Regions from separate parts of the Mus musculus genome. Here region 2 is linked to region 1. Evidence: chromatin loops called from intact Hi-C (ENCODE). Cell type or tissue: gastrocnemius. All regions are shown on one strand.

Evidence for each region. A loop is a pair of places that touch in the nucleus more often than their neighbours do. Peaks named below come from ENCODE experiments on the same cell type or tissue, not always from the same donor. Only the 100,000 strongest peaks of a DNase experiment are listed, where the experiment ranks them.
Region 2: a loop joins it to region 1, with 5 times the contacts of the local background. A loop is called at or near these places in 3 of 42 quality-filtered maps.

Annotation. Positions count from the first base shown.
Region 1 is chr2:138,030,092-138,038,091 of GRCm38, forward strand. No RefSeq gene overlaps it. Among named protein-coding and RNA genes, the nearest start is that of Gm14062, 160 kb to the left of the region's middle. In gastrocnemius, a CTCF peak has its summit at 3,470 (motif pointing right); DNase peaks (open chromatin) are centred at 3,476 and 3,856; H3K27ac peaks cover 426 bases.
Region 2 is chr2:139,352,190-139,360,189 of GRCm38, forward strand. No RefSeq gene overlaps it. Among named protein-coding and RNA genes, the nearest start is that of Gm14066, 49 kb to the left of the region's middle. In gastrocnemius, no CTCF peak of the experiment used is centred here; DNase peaks (open chromatin) are centred at 4,304 and 4,633.

The DNA of each region.
Region 1 (8,000 bases):
ATTGCATTAGGGTTTATTACTTAGAGAATAAAAGAATTTGAGAGTCTCACAACCTTTTGATCCAAAAATACTTAATGATACAGAATTTCCCATAATTTTATAAAATACATTAAATGGGGAATTATTCCTGGTTATAGAGTTGACTGTTGAAAAAGACTGATTCCATAACTTCACCATTAAATACGAGACTGAAAAGTTAACTCATGTGTTACTTTAGCTAATGGAATACACTTTGACACCTTCAAATTTTTTCACATTGTTTTTAAGTGATGAATAAATTCAAATCTGCAATGCAATGATTAGTTTTGTTTAGCATCTTGACACAATCTGGAATCACTCAGGTAGAAATTATCAATGAGGGATTGTCCTTTAAGTATCTCTGTGGAGGTGTTGTGGTTGTTTTCTTAATTAGGTGAATTGAGGTAGAAACACATGCCTACTGTGGGTGATACCATTCACTAGGCATCTAGGTGATCCTGACTGGGGAAAGGGAACTGAATATAAACAATATAAACATACATACATCCATCTCTGTTCTTGAACATAGATCTAACTAGCTGCTTCAAGTTTCTGTGGACTTGATGTCTCTGCTGTGATGGACTGTTATCTAGGACTGAAAACGTTGTTGCTTTTACTGCTTTTTGTCTGTTTGTCTGTATATTAAATCACAGCAATAGGAAGTGAAACTAAGACAGTCCCCTGAGAGATCTGAATGGTTTATGAGGACTGAATGGTTTCAGAGGCTGAAAAGTCCTTGCAAAACATACTGGAAGACTTTGTGGACTTTGCAGGAAAAAAAATGGGTTTTAATTAAATATGCAGATCATGATAACAGATTCTGAGTCAGGTGTCTAAAAATGAACTCCAATGTATTGTCAATGAAGTCAGGATTTTCTCTTCAGCCAAATACATTTACTGGACAGTTTAGACTGAGTGGGTTGGCCACACAACATTAGAAAACATCTCCATTTGTAAAAGATGAACCATGAGCTCTTGGCTCTTTGGGTGTAACATATATAATGATGAGCATAGCAGGGTTTAACCCATCTTGTCAAAACATGTTACACATATGCACACTGCAGTAATGAAACTGGGTGCGCTCACCTCCTAGGCAGTAGCAAGCACACCTTCATTTTGCTTATGCCCTCCCTCTTTATGAACACAGTTTCCCTTCTCATTTCACTATCCACAAGCAAGTGTCACCAGCAAGCTTCTTTACAAAATGTTTGTCTTTTAGCTTATGTTGGTTTTGCAAATACCCTGGAACTCATAATTTGTATATCTATGTTCTTTACATTATACTCCTTTAAACTGTAAATGAACCACTATTAAAGAATTTTAAATTATTTCTCAAGAATTGCATTTCCGAGCCGGGCAGTGGTGGCACACGCCTTTAATCTCAGCACTTGGGAGGCAGAGGCAGGCGGATTTCTGAGTTCGAGGCCAGCCTGGTCTACAAAGTGAGTTCCAGGACAGCCAGGACTATACAGAGATACCCTGTCTGGGAAAAACAAAACAACAAGAACAACAACAAAAAAGAATTGCATTCCTGGGATTTGGGTCTCTGGTGAATTTTATTTTAGAGATCCCACACTTTAGCGATTTGGGTCTTTTGGGTGTTCGGCAGGATTATGATATTCTTTATGTCTTTAGCTAATATGGGGAAAGTCTTTCACATAGAAAATTTGAGTTTTAGATTTAAACTTCAATTATCTGATTTTAAAACTGTGCTTTTTCACACGGAGCCATTTGCACGCCCCCGCTCTGAGGCAGACTTCAGGTGCAGTCCTGGTTGGCATCTGCACAAATGGCTGTGTTTCCTCTCCAGGCTTCTGTTCTATGATCTCTTGTCTTATTTTCAGTAAACACATTGTTTTCTGAAGCAAATCTTAAACATAACATTACATATTGGATAACAAATTGGTGTGCTCTTCCCTGGAGAGACAATTTATCCTGTTTCAGCATTTCTTTGCTGCCCACAGTTTTGTGCAGGGTTGAGGCCTCCTGGGCATTCCCCTGTCTATTAAGCGTGTCTATTATTGTAGAACTTCGTCAGTTCATTTTTGGGTAGGCATGTTGGGAAGACTTTATGGTTGTTGCTTCTGATATTTCTAGGAGACACCATGTCATAAGAAACTCCATGAAAACAAACAGACAAGGAACATTGTAAAAAAAAAAAAGTAGCAGGTTGCATTTATTAAGAAATCTATTTGTATACATATATATGCATGAAGCAATAACTAATGAAAATAAGCGTTAATTTATATGAGAATGTTTATAGGAAGAAAGGGGAACCAGGAAATGATGCAATTATTATGTCGATTTTTAAATACCACAGAAGACAGCTCAGCACTTTAGAGCACTCCTTATCTTACAGAGGACCCCAGTTATATTCCTGACACAGACTTAGTTCCAGGACCTTGGACAACCTCTTTTGGCCCCCATGGCTACCAGGCATACATGTGTCTTCAATATCTGTGAAAGAGGGGGCCAAAGCAATGAGGAAGGGCAAGGGGAGGAGAGCCAGCAGAAAAATAATAAACTGTCACAAAAATGTTCCACTCTTTAGTTCTAGTGAGGTTCTCAGAAAACTTTGAAACACCAGAATGTGAGTTACTCAAATAATAATCTTTGCTTCTAACCTGTATTTTTAATGGAAATAATGAAGTCCTGAATCAGGTTTGCCTGAGTCTCCTTTCCTTTCCTTCCTTTTGTTTCTTTTGGTTTGCTTTGGGTTTTTGTTTGTTTGTTTGTTTGTTTGTTTGTTTTTATAATCGAATTAACTCCAGAACATTCGGGGGTGCCGGCTGGGATCCTTATCCCCACCAATAGACCAGTAGCTGCCTAATGAGCTGCCACGGGAGCCCCTGTGAGACCTAGGGAAGAATGAGAGGCTGAGCACTGTGACAGACGCTTCAGCCTCGTCAACAGGAATCCAGGCAGTTAATAGATTCCTAGGATTTGAGGGGCTCACACATAAGGCTAGGAAGGTGAGGACTCATCCTTGACAGAGTAATATCCCCGTTCTGCCACCCACTTGAGTTTTGAGTTTGCTCACAGAGACAAGGGTCCTTTTAGGTTGTGCTAGCTTCTGTGGGAGACTGCTGTGAGGGCACGAAGGTGACGACCTCCTCTCTTCTAAGTCCAGACCTTGATACTGGAAGGAAATAAAGCTATGTTTAAAGAGTCAACCATCATGGTGAAGCTTGAACCTTGGGGCCTTGTTCCTGGTAGTAGGAACATTGGAAGGGATGCTGCCCACATACAGTGACTACTGTAAATCATTTCCTCTGTATTTTCCTGGGGATAAAAATTGTGAGTTGAAACAGGTGAGTGGGCGTCATATTATTATGCAAAAAATTAATATTAGCAAAGAAAAGCCTCAAGGGCTGTTTGCTTGTTTTCATCTGAGAATAAGATGGGTTGGAAATGTAGACGTGTGTACATGTTCCCCTGTCTGCCGCCAGGGGGCAGCATCTTCTTGGGCAAAGGGAGGCCAGTGAGGAAGAAATTGCGTCTGGAAGATGCTGTTTGTCGCCTGGTGTCTTAAACCCTGAGGAAAGGAGAAATACCCTCTAAAATGGACTTCTCTAAAGAGATCTAAAAATCCTCAGAAATCAGAGGTCAATTCAAAAGAAACTATGGCTTCTGGGAGATGCTCAGAACATGGAAATCATTGATACTCTGAGAGTATTTCTTCTGAAGGGTTTTCCTTAGATTTTCCTGGATGAGATTTGGTGAAAGCAGATTTATTTTTAACAAATGCACACACATGGCATCCTCTTTCTTAGTGACAGGAACTTCTCATTTTTCCAAAATGTGCTTGGCAAGCTTGGCAGCCAGAGAAACGAGACTGGGAGACCTGCTGTTCCATGGTGCATGACGAGCAACAGAGGAAGCCAGTCTAAACCAGAAACCATCCTCTCAGGACGGATTCGGGAGGATGTTCTGCATTCACAACACTCACGTTCAAAGCTGTGGTTTCTTACTCCGCAGTAATTCTGCACCTTTACATCATTTTCTTATATACATTAGTGGAAAATTGGCGGGGGTGGGGGGGCGTCAGGGGACACGAAGTAGCTAAGGCACTAGACTTAGATAATTCTGTCAGAATTCTCAGCATTATTTTCCTTCATCATCTTTTTTCTTTTCCTACATGTGGCTTTAAGCCCAGTGCTTGTAGCATAAGCCCTTGAAATTCTATCAGCCAGGAAGTTGAGGTTTCTGACAGAATGAATATGCATGGCACACATAATCTACAATTTATTAGGCTGCTTCGCTGGTCATTATTGAGATTTGATTGTAATGCTTAGTGGCGTTAACATCCTCTCCATCCCCCTAACAACATTTATGGTCAGTAATAATATTAGCTCAATCCTTGAGCCTCGCTCTGCTGAATGAACCAAGCGACTTGAGCTCCTCTTGGCTCATTACTTCTAACAGGGCTCCTGTAGTCATGTCACACTCCAGCGACAAGCCTGACAGAATGGCATCTTTTAAATATTATCTCTGACATATTTCTCTGAAATGCTAGCCTTTCAATTAGTGTTATGCACCAGAAGTGACAGATTCTAGAAGAGTCACTTCTACAAGAGAGTACAGTAATAGGTGACCTACCAACAACAGTGGGCTAGAGAAGACATCCATGAATAAGTTCATTATAGCCCCTTGAAGGGGTTTCCACAGCATGGGCATGAACTAGTGGTCAATCAAGATGTCCATATATCTTTCTTTTGGACATTGTTTTTCCATTTCCCAGGTTCTGCATCTTTTGCTACTAAAAGCTGCTTCCTTCACCCATAGGCATTACAGATGCCCAAAGTCTGGTCCCACAGGAGCTCATACGTGATACCCTATTATTGCAGAACGTCAAATGCCTGTCCCCTTTGCCTTTGGGACGCACAAACTGACATGAAAGTTATGCTACAGAGACCTTGTCGGATCAAGCTGAGGTTGAGGTTTCACTCAAAATCACACTCATGCTTGGCTTCTTCTGTTGGGAGCCGCCCCCACATTCGCCGTTACAAGATGGCGCTGACATCCTGTGTTCTAAGTGGTAAACAAATAATCTGCGCATGTGCCAAGGGTATCTTATGACTACTTGTGCTCTGCCTTCCCCGTGACGTCAACTCGGCCGATGGGCTGCAGCCAATCAAGGAGTGACACGTCCGAGGCGAAGGAGAATGCTCCTTAAGAGGGACGGGGTTTTCGTTTTCTCTCTCTCTTGCTTTTTCGCTCTCTTGCTTTTCCCTCTCTCTTGCTTCTTGCTCTCTTTTCCTGAAGATGTAAGAATAAAGCTTTGCCGCAGAAGATTCTGGTCTGTGGTGTTCTTCCTGGCCGGTCGTGAGAACGCGTCGAATAACAATTGGTGCCGAATTCCGGGACGAGAAAATCCGGGACGAGAAAAAACTCCGGACTGGCGCAGGAGGGATACTTCATTCCAGAACCAGAACTGCGAATCAAGGTTATAAGGTTCCCGTAACACAGACTGTTGAGAAGGATTCAACTGCCGAATTCAGAACTCATCAGCTGGGGAACGACGGTGATAAAGGTTCCCGTAAAGCAGACTGTTAAGAAGGATTCAACTGTATGAATTCAGAACTTTTCAGCTGGGGAACGAGAGTACCAGTGAGTATGTTTGGCCTTGAATTTTTTCTGGTGTTAGGAGCCCTTTTGTTCCTTTTCACATGTTATATAGTGGTTAAGGCAGGGCTGAAAATTCTGGATGAAATTCAGGGCAGTCTATCAGAAGTAAAGCGGGGAGAGAGAGTAGGAGCAAGGAGAAACGGTAAGTATACAGGCCTTTCCAAGGGTCTTGAACCCGAGGAAAAGTTAAGGTTAGGTAGGAATACCTGGAGAGAGATTAGAAGAAAAAGAGGAAAAAGGGAGAAGAAAAAAGATCGATTAGCGGAGGTCTCTAGGAGATACTCGTCACTAGATGAGCTCAGGAAGCCAGCTCTTAGTAGCTCTGAAGCAAGTGAAGAATCCTCCTCTGAGGAAACAGACTGGGAGGAAGAAGCAGCCCATTACCAGCCAGCTAATTGGTCAAGAAGAAAGCCAGAAGCGGCTGGCGAAGGCCAGTTTGCTAATTGGCCTCAGGGCAATCGGCTACCAGGTGCACTCCCGCCCTATGCGGAGTCCCCGCCCTGCGTAGTGCGTCAGCCCGTGGTGCGTCAGCAATGCGCAGAGAGGCAGTGCGCAGACTCATTCATTCCCCGAGAGGAACAAAGGAAAATACAACAGGCATTTCCAGTCTTTGAAGGAGCCGAGGGTGGGCGTGTCCACGCTCCGGTAGAATATGTGCAGATTAAATATGGAATCAATGCTAATTTTACCTTGGTACAGTTAGACAGGCTTGCCAGCATGGCACTAACTCCTGCCGACTGGCAAATGATTGCAAAAGCCGCTCTCCCTAGTATGGCCAAATATGTGGAATGGCGAGCTCTGTGGCAGGAGGCGGCACAGGCGCAGGACCGAGCAAACGCTGCTGCTTTAACTCCAGAGCAGAGAGATTGGACTTTTGACTTGTTAACGGGTCAGAGAGCTTATTCTGCTAAACCTGATAAGAGGTGTCAATGGAGGGTCTTACCACAGGGGATGTCCAATAGTCCTACAATGTGCCAGCTTTATGTGCAAAAAGCTCTTTTGCCAGTGAGGGAACAATTCCCCTCTTTAATTTTGCTCCTTTACATGGATGACATCCTCCTGTGCCATAAAGACCTTACCATGCTACAAAAGGCATATCCTTTTCTACTTAAAACTTTAAGTCAGTGGGGTTTACAGATAGCCACAGAAAAGGTCCAAATTTCTGATACAGGACAATTCTTGGGCTCTGTGGTGTCCCCAGATAAGATTGTGCCCCAAAAGGTAGAGATAAGAAGAGATCACCTCCATACCTTAAATGATTTTCAAAAGCTGTTGGGAGATATTAATTGGCTCAGACCCTTTTTAAAGATTCCTTCTGCTGAATTAAGGCCTTTGTTTAGTATTTTAGAAGGAGATCCTCATATCTCCTCCCCTAGGACTCTTGCTCTAGCTGCTAACCAGGCCTTACAAAGGGTGGAAAAAGCCTTACAGAATGCACAATTGCAACGTATTGGGGATTCGCAGCCTTTCAGTTTGTGTGTCTTTAAGACAGCACAATTGCCAACTGCAGTTTTGTGGCAGAATGGGCCATTGTTGTGGATCCATCCAAACGTATCCCCAGCTAAAATAATAGATTGGTATCCTGATGCAATTGCACAGCTTGCCCTTAAAGGCCTAAAAGCAGCAATCACCCACTTTGGGCAAAGTCCATATCTTTTAATTGTACCTTATACCGCTGCACAGGTTCAAACCTTGGCAGCCGCATCTAATGATTGGGCAGTTTTAGTTACCTCCTTTTCAGGAAAAATAGATAACCATTATCCAAAGCATCCAATCTTACAGTTTGCCCAAAATCAATCTGTTGTGTTTCCACAAATAACAGTAAGAAACCCACTTAAAAATGGGATTGTGGTATATACTGATGGATCAAAAACTGGCATAGGTGCCTATGTGGCTAATGGTAAAGTGGTATCCAAACAATATAATGAAAATTCACCTCAAGTGGTAGAATGTTTAGTGGTCTTAGAAGTTTTAAAAACCTTTTTAGAACCCCTTAATATTGTGTCAGATTCCTGTTATGTGGTAAATGCAGTAAATCTTTTAGAAGTGGCTGGAGTGATTAAGCCTTCCAGTAGAGTTGCCAATATTTTTCAGCAGATACAATTAGTTTTGTTATCTAGAAGATCTCCTGTTTATATTACTCATGTTAGAGCCCATTCAGGCCTACCTGGCCCCATGGCTCTGGGAAATGATTTGGCAGATAAGGCCACTAAAGTGGTGGCTGCTGCCCTATCATCCCCGGTAGAGGCTGCAAGAAATTTTCATAATAATTTTCATGTGACGGCTGAAACATTACGCAGTCGTTTCTCCTTGACAAGAAAAGAAGCCCGTGACATTGTTACTCAATGTCAAAG
Region 2 (8,000 bases), 1.3 Mb after region 1:
AGGAGATAAAAACTTAAATAGATATATCATAAAAGAAAATACAGTGATGGCCAATAAGCATCTGAAAAAGTCTCACCTCTATTACTTATTAAATAAATCAAGTTTAAAACCTCTAGATGTGCTTACCAAATGGGTTAAAAGTAAAAGGCAAGAACATGAAGGAACTCCAACACAGTATGATCTGAAGTAATACAATAAAATCACAAGCATTCCATTGCTAAGTATTTACTAAGAAGAAATGAAAGCATGTGTGGAATAGCTCCATTATTCTAAGCTAAATTCCAGAAATCACTTAAATTTCTATCACTGGATAGTATGTATACTCATTGTGATTTATGTGGACAATCCCAGGCCCAGACATAGTCAGCAATAGAAAGAGCAAATCACTGGCACACCATGTCTGAAACTCAGAGCTAAGAGTGTTGAAAAGCTACCGGGCTCTGGATAGAAAGTAAGAATGACATCTAATGTTCCAATAACAACAGAGGTTAGCTGTACTTGGCAAGTAACTGAGCATTTCAATATAACAATACAAGAGGATATTGAATGTCAGCACAAAGTAATAATTAACGTCAGAGGATGAACATACCAATTACCCTGATCTCATCATACACTGTACACATGTATTGACATTCTGCTCCATACATACACACCATTTTATATGATCATTTAGAATAAATAGATATTCTTAAAAGAATTAGGAAAGGTGTCGGGGCAAAGAAATAGACACAACTAGATTTTTCTCCAAGGCTCCAGTTTTATAAAACTAAGTAAGCCTATAAGAAATCTGGTGGTTGCCTCTACAGTGGAGGAGGTGGAGATGCTGGGAGGAGGAAGCAGGATACAGGAATGCTGGGAGATAATTATCCTTATCTGACAGTTGAACTTACTTGTCAGCTTGACTAGATTCAGATTCAGAAACATTTAGGAGAATCTTGACTCACCTCTGGGCATGTCTGTGAGGGTGTTTGCAGGCATCACTAGGTAACAAGGACTCTAATGTAATGCTTATATTAATCACTTAATTAATAAATAAGGGACTTGCTGGTAACTGGTGAAAGGTATGTGCTGGTCTGAAGGAAGGTGGTCACTGCAAAGCCCGTCTTTGGCTCCTGGATCCTGCCTTGGCCCTTTCCTGTCGTCTCATCTCTGTTTCCTGTGTACAGTGATGAGAATGGTTCTACTCTGCAGATCCCTTCATACTATATCTAACTGACACCTCTGAAATAAAAAGCTAAGAAAAACACTTTTTTTCCTTAAGCTGTTTCTGTCAGACAGTTGGTCAAGCAAGGGAGAAAAATAACTAAAGGAAAATCCCTATCAGGCATACTTATTAGAGTGAACGGTACAGCTACTACTTGTCACATAAAATACAAACCATAAAATGTTCACTTTTATGGTTCATTTACTCTACTTCATAAATCATGCCTAGGATACTCACCGCAAATATTCACATAAATTAAGTAAATATGAAGTGTTTACACTGATCAAATATTATTCCTGTATTATTGAGAACCAAGCTGCTTACAAGACTCAGTGACTTACAAAATCATCATCAATGTCTTTCCCACAAGTATACAGATTGGCCAGTAGTCCTGCAGGACTTGTCTTTTCTGGAAACTACAAGAGTCATCCTGGCCATGTTTTCATGGGGTTAACCAAAGCCAAAGAGCAATGAGCAGTATATATGTAGCCTGAGCTTGATAGTAGAGTCCTTCTATTTTCCTCTTCTATTGGCTAAAGTAAATCAATGGAGCAGGCCAAAAGCCAATAAAGTAGTATGGATATCCCATGCATTGTAAGCTGAGGACAAGGCTGAGGACAGAAGGCAGACTTATAGACAGAGTACAATCTCATTGTCACATAGTACAATGGCCAGCTAGTGTAAGGGTTGTCAGAGTCTCAGAACATTTTGCAGCAGCACACCAGTTACCAAGCCATCCAGAAGCCATTTGGTTTTACCCTGAAGATTATATGAAGGGAAGTCTTAGCATCTCTTACACATCCTAAGAGAGAAGAGTGATGACACAGAGCGCCACACTGCTGGATACTGACGTGAGACATAAAACTTCACTCCAGATGTTTGTTCACACATTTGAGAGGGTGACTCTGAGGAGCAGAAAGCCTGAGGCTTACAATGGGAGAAGAAATGTCAGTTAATATAAAACAATACAACACAGCCATCTAATGGAGCCTGGGTGCCACAAGCCTACCTGCTGCCTCACTGGGACAATAGGAGGAAGATCAAAGCACAGGCACTCTGTTCCCCTACATTGATGTTTTAGTTAGGTGGCAGCAGCACAGACTCCTGGGAAAGGGCGGGGGGGAAGCAGTGTGTAAGCTCTATCCCTGGATGTGGCTTGTGGTTTGCAGTTTTGCTACTCATCAGCTCTGGGAGTCATACTCCTGGGTGACAAATTGCCCATACTCAAGTTAATAACCTCTCATGTATGTTCTTGGTCAGGACCCTCTCTAACTGCACTGGCCACAAACAAACAAAAACCATTAAAATAGAACATCTGATATCAACGTACACTCTGTGTGTGTGTGTGTGTGTGTGTGTGTGTGTGTCTATGTGTCTATGTGTTATTTATGTGTGAAAGAAAATTATGAAAGAAAAAATAAAGTTTTAAAAGGGAAATTAAGAAGGCAAAGATGAAGACAGGTTTTTAAGTTTGTTTGTTTTAGAAACTATAACAGAATATATATGCATATATATATATATATATATATATATATATATACATACATACACACACACACACACACCACACACACACACACACACACACACACACACACACACACACACACACATAGGCATTTCATTGATCAGTTCAGTCTCTGTTTGCACCTGTAAGCCCCGCTTAGTTGAGGTCCTAAGCTACAGTTGTGTAGCTTGGTGTTCTTGTGAAACTCCTAACAGTGGGAGCAGGGATTAGTATTTCTGACTCTTTTGCCTGCTTTTAGGATCCTTTTCTGTCTATTAGGTTGCTTCTTCCAGCTTTATTTTGAAGGGAGATGCCTAGTTTCGTTGCAACTTGATATTCCATTTGGTTGATATCCCTGGGTGGCCTGCTCTTTTCTGAAGAGAAACTGAAGGGGAGTGGGTCTAGGGGAGAGGAGAGGTAAGGGGGTGAAGTGAGAGGAGGGAAAACTGTGGTTTGGATGCAACATAGGACAGAAAAATACGTTTTAAAAACTATTAAAAATAAAAACATTTAATTTGTAAAAAAAAATAAAAAATAAAAAAATATGGACTCAATATCACTTACTCCTAGCTCAAAAGAAGTGGATATAATTTTGTTTTTGTTTTTTAATGGAAGAAACCAAGGTCATATTTTACCTACCTATACATAGTAGAGACCAGACTAAAGATAAGTGGTGGTAATTTCTTTGCATTTTTACAAAAATAATAGAAAACCCAGACTTCTTTATATGCATATTAAGCCATGTTCTACCCAGAACAACAGATGGCATGTAAACAAGGCCCTTTTCTACAAAGTTAGCATTAATTTAGACATGTGACCTGACCCTTCGAGGTCCATCCAACTGTGGATATCTTCATCCATTCTATCAACTGTAGAAATCAACCATGGCCCTCACTCTTCCAACAAGTAGTGCTTTCAACAGCCATTGATCACGCATGACCAGATAGAGACAGGTGACTCTTAATGTAACATCAGTTAAGAACCAGGATTGCACAGATCTTCAGAGGCTCTTCAGCATGGTAAAGGCTCATGTTGACTACACCCTAAATGAGAAAATAACAGCTAATCTTAAATTTGTAAATTCCCTAAAACCAAAATCCTTAATTTCTATACCTTCAGCTTAACATATTGGATGGAATCTTACAATTCTGTAAGACTAAAATCACAAATGCTGACATTTTGAAAGTCAAGTCCCCCCAAAACACAATTCAGACTGGAAGAAGGACTAAGGAGCAGAAAGCAAATTGTAAGGAAGGGATTTGTGAGTTTTCTGTGTACTTCTGCCCCTTCACACATAGTGCCATTCAGTGCATCATATTACATTCAAAAATGTCCTTCATCAGATAAAGGAAAAGTCCTGCAAACTCGATGGCCTATGGATCAGAGATGCCACCTAACAAAAAGTTTCCCTTGGTGTTAAGAACACATTTAATGGTGAGATAGTCTTCAAACTTTGAGTGATGAAGAGCATTGTTCTTACACTTGCCAACATTATCCAAAGGACAAGAAGCATGCGTCTGACTGTGGCTAAGGATTCACACTTTCCTTCAGGGCTTTGAGGAGACATCTCTTGGGCAGGACCTTGCAGCTACTGACTTTGGGTGCAAAGCTTTCCTGAGAACTGCCTAGGATGTAACATGGTGATGCCCTCCCTCCTTCTAGCTCTGCAATTTCAAGCCTGAAACATTAAATTGCTGGAATGTTTTCACAAGCTCAGTGAGAGGTAAAGTTGAAGGTTGGATGCATTATTTCTAGCCCCTGTGGAGACTGAAAACAGCTTAAAGGACCCTAGACATCATCTTACTGAGGTCCAGTGACTACACATAACCCCTTCCAGAACCCTCACTGCTATCTGCCTGTACTCTTCCAGGATTAAGAAGTAAACCCATCCTCAGATGGCGACTTTGCATTTTCCCTGCCAGGCCACCTGTCCAGTACAGTTCTAAAAATTAACAGAGGGACAATAAGGATTTTTGGCTAATACTCAAGGCTGTATTCCCTGCTGATGCCGTGGCATTAGAGAAAGGACCTGAATCCCCATCTCCTTCTTAGTTTTCCATTAGTTGGATAAATAGTGAAAATCCTAAAAGTCTAAGCATGGCCTCCCTGACATTTCTAAAGTACCATGGGAACCACAGCAATCAGAAAAATAAGCTTTGCATGTAATTCCAACAGAAAATCCATCTGGAAAAATGCTTTCTAGATTCACAGGTTTATTCTTCAGACTTTCTCATGAAACAGCACGTGCCTATGACTGCAGAAACAGCTAGCAGCACTGGAATTTTGTTTTTGCATATTTTGAAGAAAAGAAAGAAAAATTACATTTTCCCCTCTTATCAGGAATATTACATTTAGATGAAACTGTCATCAGCCAAAGTGTGGTGCTTGCACATTACAGCCTTGTTTATAAGCAACAAGGTGCCTGTGTGTTCTTTACTGTGCTCTCTAAGAAAGGCTAAGATATCTACGATCAGGTTTCAGGAGAACTTGCCCTGATCTGTGAAGATGTGGAAAAGGGGAGTGAAGTAGAGTCCTCAGAGGGCTTGTGAGCTTGATCTCAGATATGGAAGTCATGGAGACATTGTGTGTTCTGACCGTGGGAACTGTATCCTGTAAGGGAGTTTGAGGAAATTTTCTTATAACTTGTTCCCAGGGTTGCAATTTTGCTTTGCAGCCGAAACCCAACCAATCAGGAAACACTGGCAGACTGGAGAGAACCCTATCAGCAACCAACACAATGTCAGCATTTTCCTACAAGCCTATTTCCCTACTGCCTCAGGCTGAGTGCTGGGAATGCACCCAAAGTTCAGGGCCTGTCAGGACCAAGACTCACTTTCTGCCTCCCTCCCAGCTGCCCTTTGAGCTCTGGATATCAGCAGTGTTAGAGAAGCACCACAGCTGATTCATCATGTTGGCCTCTGGTTGGTCCCAAAGAAATTAGAGTGCCCTGCACTTCTGCTTAGAGCAGTGGTTCTCAACCTTGGGTCTCTATCCTCACAGAGGAGTCACATACCAGATGTTCTGTATATCAGATATTTACATTACAATTCTGAACAGTAGCAAATTACAGTTATGAAGTAGCAAAGAAATAATTTTATTGTTGGGGATCAAAACAACATGAGGGAATGTACTAAAGGGTCACAGCAATAGGAAGGTTGACAACCAGTGGCTTAAAGATTACAGATTAGTCTCACCTTCAGATATATAGGCCAGAGCCCAGTCTGCTGATGTCAGAATTGAACCAAACACACATACACTAACAGGCATGTTCATAAAGAGCTCCAGTACTTGTATCCTCATGTACCTTTCTCCTCTTTCTATACATTTCAAAGCATACTTCCATGTGCCCAACATTTGATATGAGGGTCAAGCCATTGGGTTGGAGGTAATAGTTTAAGTTGTAACGCTCTCAGTGGCTTAGGCAAGGATAAAGAAATGTACAAGAACATTCAAACAAGCCTCAGTCACATGGGAATCAGTGTGAGAATTCTGGTGGCATTCACTGGGATTCCCACAGGCACCAAGAATGGGTCATCAATTATTTCAAAGGCTGGGATCAAAGACTATGAGCCTTTAATTTTTCCTCATTTGAAAAATTTTTAACCAAATTAACAGAGTTGGAAGAACAAGGCGTTCTGATTGAAGGATAAAATATTTATTATTCTTAGCTGCTCAGTGTCTAGAGTCCCCCTTACTACTATGCTTCAATCCAGCACAAGGGCAGCACAGCCTCAGGACTCACCTATGCAAGGCTGGATGAAGTCCCTCAAAGGTGTCTGTATCCTGTTCCCATGAACCTGAGATTATATGTCTCTATGTATAGCATCTTTGAAAACCAGAAAAAGATAAGGATTTTGACACAATGTTCCTGTGTTGCCTGGGTAGGCCAGTATCATCAGAAAGGTCTTTATAAAAAGGAGCCATGGGGACCAGAGTGTTAGGAATAGGAAAGGCCATGTGCTGATATAAATGAAGAGGTAGCCACAGAGGGAAAATTGCTACTTGACTGGCCTTAAAGATAGCCTAAAGGACCATAAGCCAAAGGAACAAATGTGACCTTAGGACTTCCAGAAGTAGCTGTTCATCATCTCCACCTCAAGCTTCCAGACGCTAGCCTGAAGTGGGTTTCTGTGTTAGATCAAGTTTGTCATAACAACCATTCATAGAAAACTTAGATACTGCCTGCCAGTCTCCATATCTCTTACTGTAATGACCCCTTCCTGTGTCATGAAGGAAGTTCTTGAAGAATGATTTGCCCAATCAGCTCCTAACAGCTTTCAAGCCCTGATTGGTGACAGATGGTGAATATAAGTCCAACTCTTTTGCCCTTGGATAAAAAATAATGTGTCATGAATTCTACATAGGTTTTCCAGGCTCTGTCAGAGGATTAAGCACCAAGTTCTCAGCACCCGGATTGGAGAGAGCTGTTCCTGGCTGGAGTCACTCCTCTCTTATCTTTCCAACCTTCTTCCGGATACTTTCTTGGATTACCTCTCAAATGTTTTCCTTGTACTTGAATTCTCCTCATGACACACTTTTCATGGACACAAAATAAGAAAGAATATAATTGAAGTATTGCTTTGCAGTTCTACAGCCACTCGCCTAAATCAAGTGATTCAGCCCAGACAATCCCAGGTTACAACATGAACCTTAACGAGAGAGACAAGACATAAGGTGTTGAACTGGGAAGTGATAGGTTCTGCCTCTGTTGGGTTTCCCTGTTTCCCTGGTCCTGGAATCTCAGAGTCCCTGTGAGCCTTCCAATGAATCACATGCTCTCAAATTAGTGAATTTCTTCCTGTAACTAAGAGACCAGTAAGTAAGGAGTGATAGAAAAAGACATAATTTTTGAGAGCTGAAAGGAAACCATGCACCGAATGTAGAATGGCAAAAAATCAGACTTGACACCTGAGAGAAGTAGCTTATCATTGCCAGGGAGTAGGTTCAGATAGGAAGCTATAGGGCATCCCTCCATTACACCCTTTCCCTGATGGAATAAACCCTGTTTCAGTACAAAGGTAACACCATGTGATATTTTTGTGAAAATTGACTCACATATGAATTTGGAACTAGGGAGTATCACTTGAAGAAAGTCTGGGGCCCAGGAGACCTTCATTATCTGTAAATCAATACATGGAAACACAGGGTTAAGGTGTCTAGATAAAGTGTGCCCCAGTGGTTGGTGTATTAAAGGCTTGGTTGCCAGCTGATGAAGCCTCAGGGAAGCAATCGAATGAGTAGGGTTCTGACTCTATCAGTGGTTCATAATTTGAAGTCACTGTTGAAACT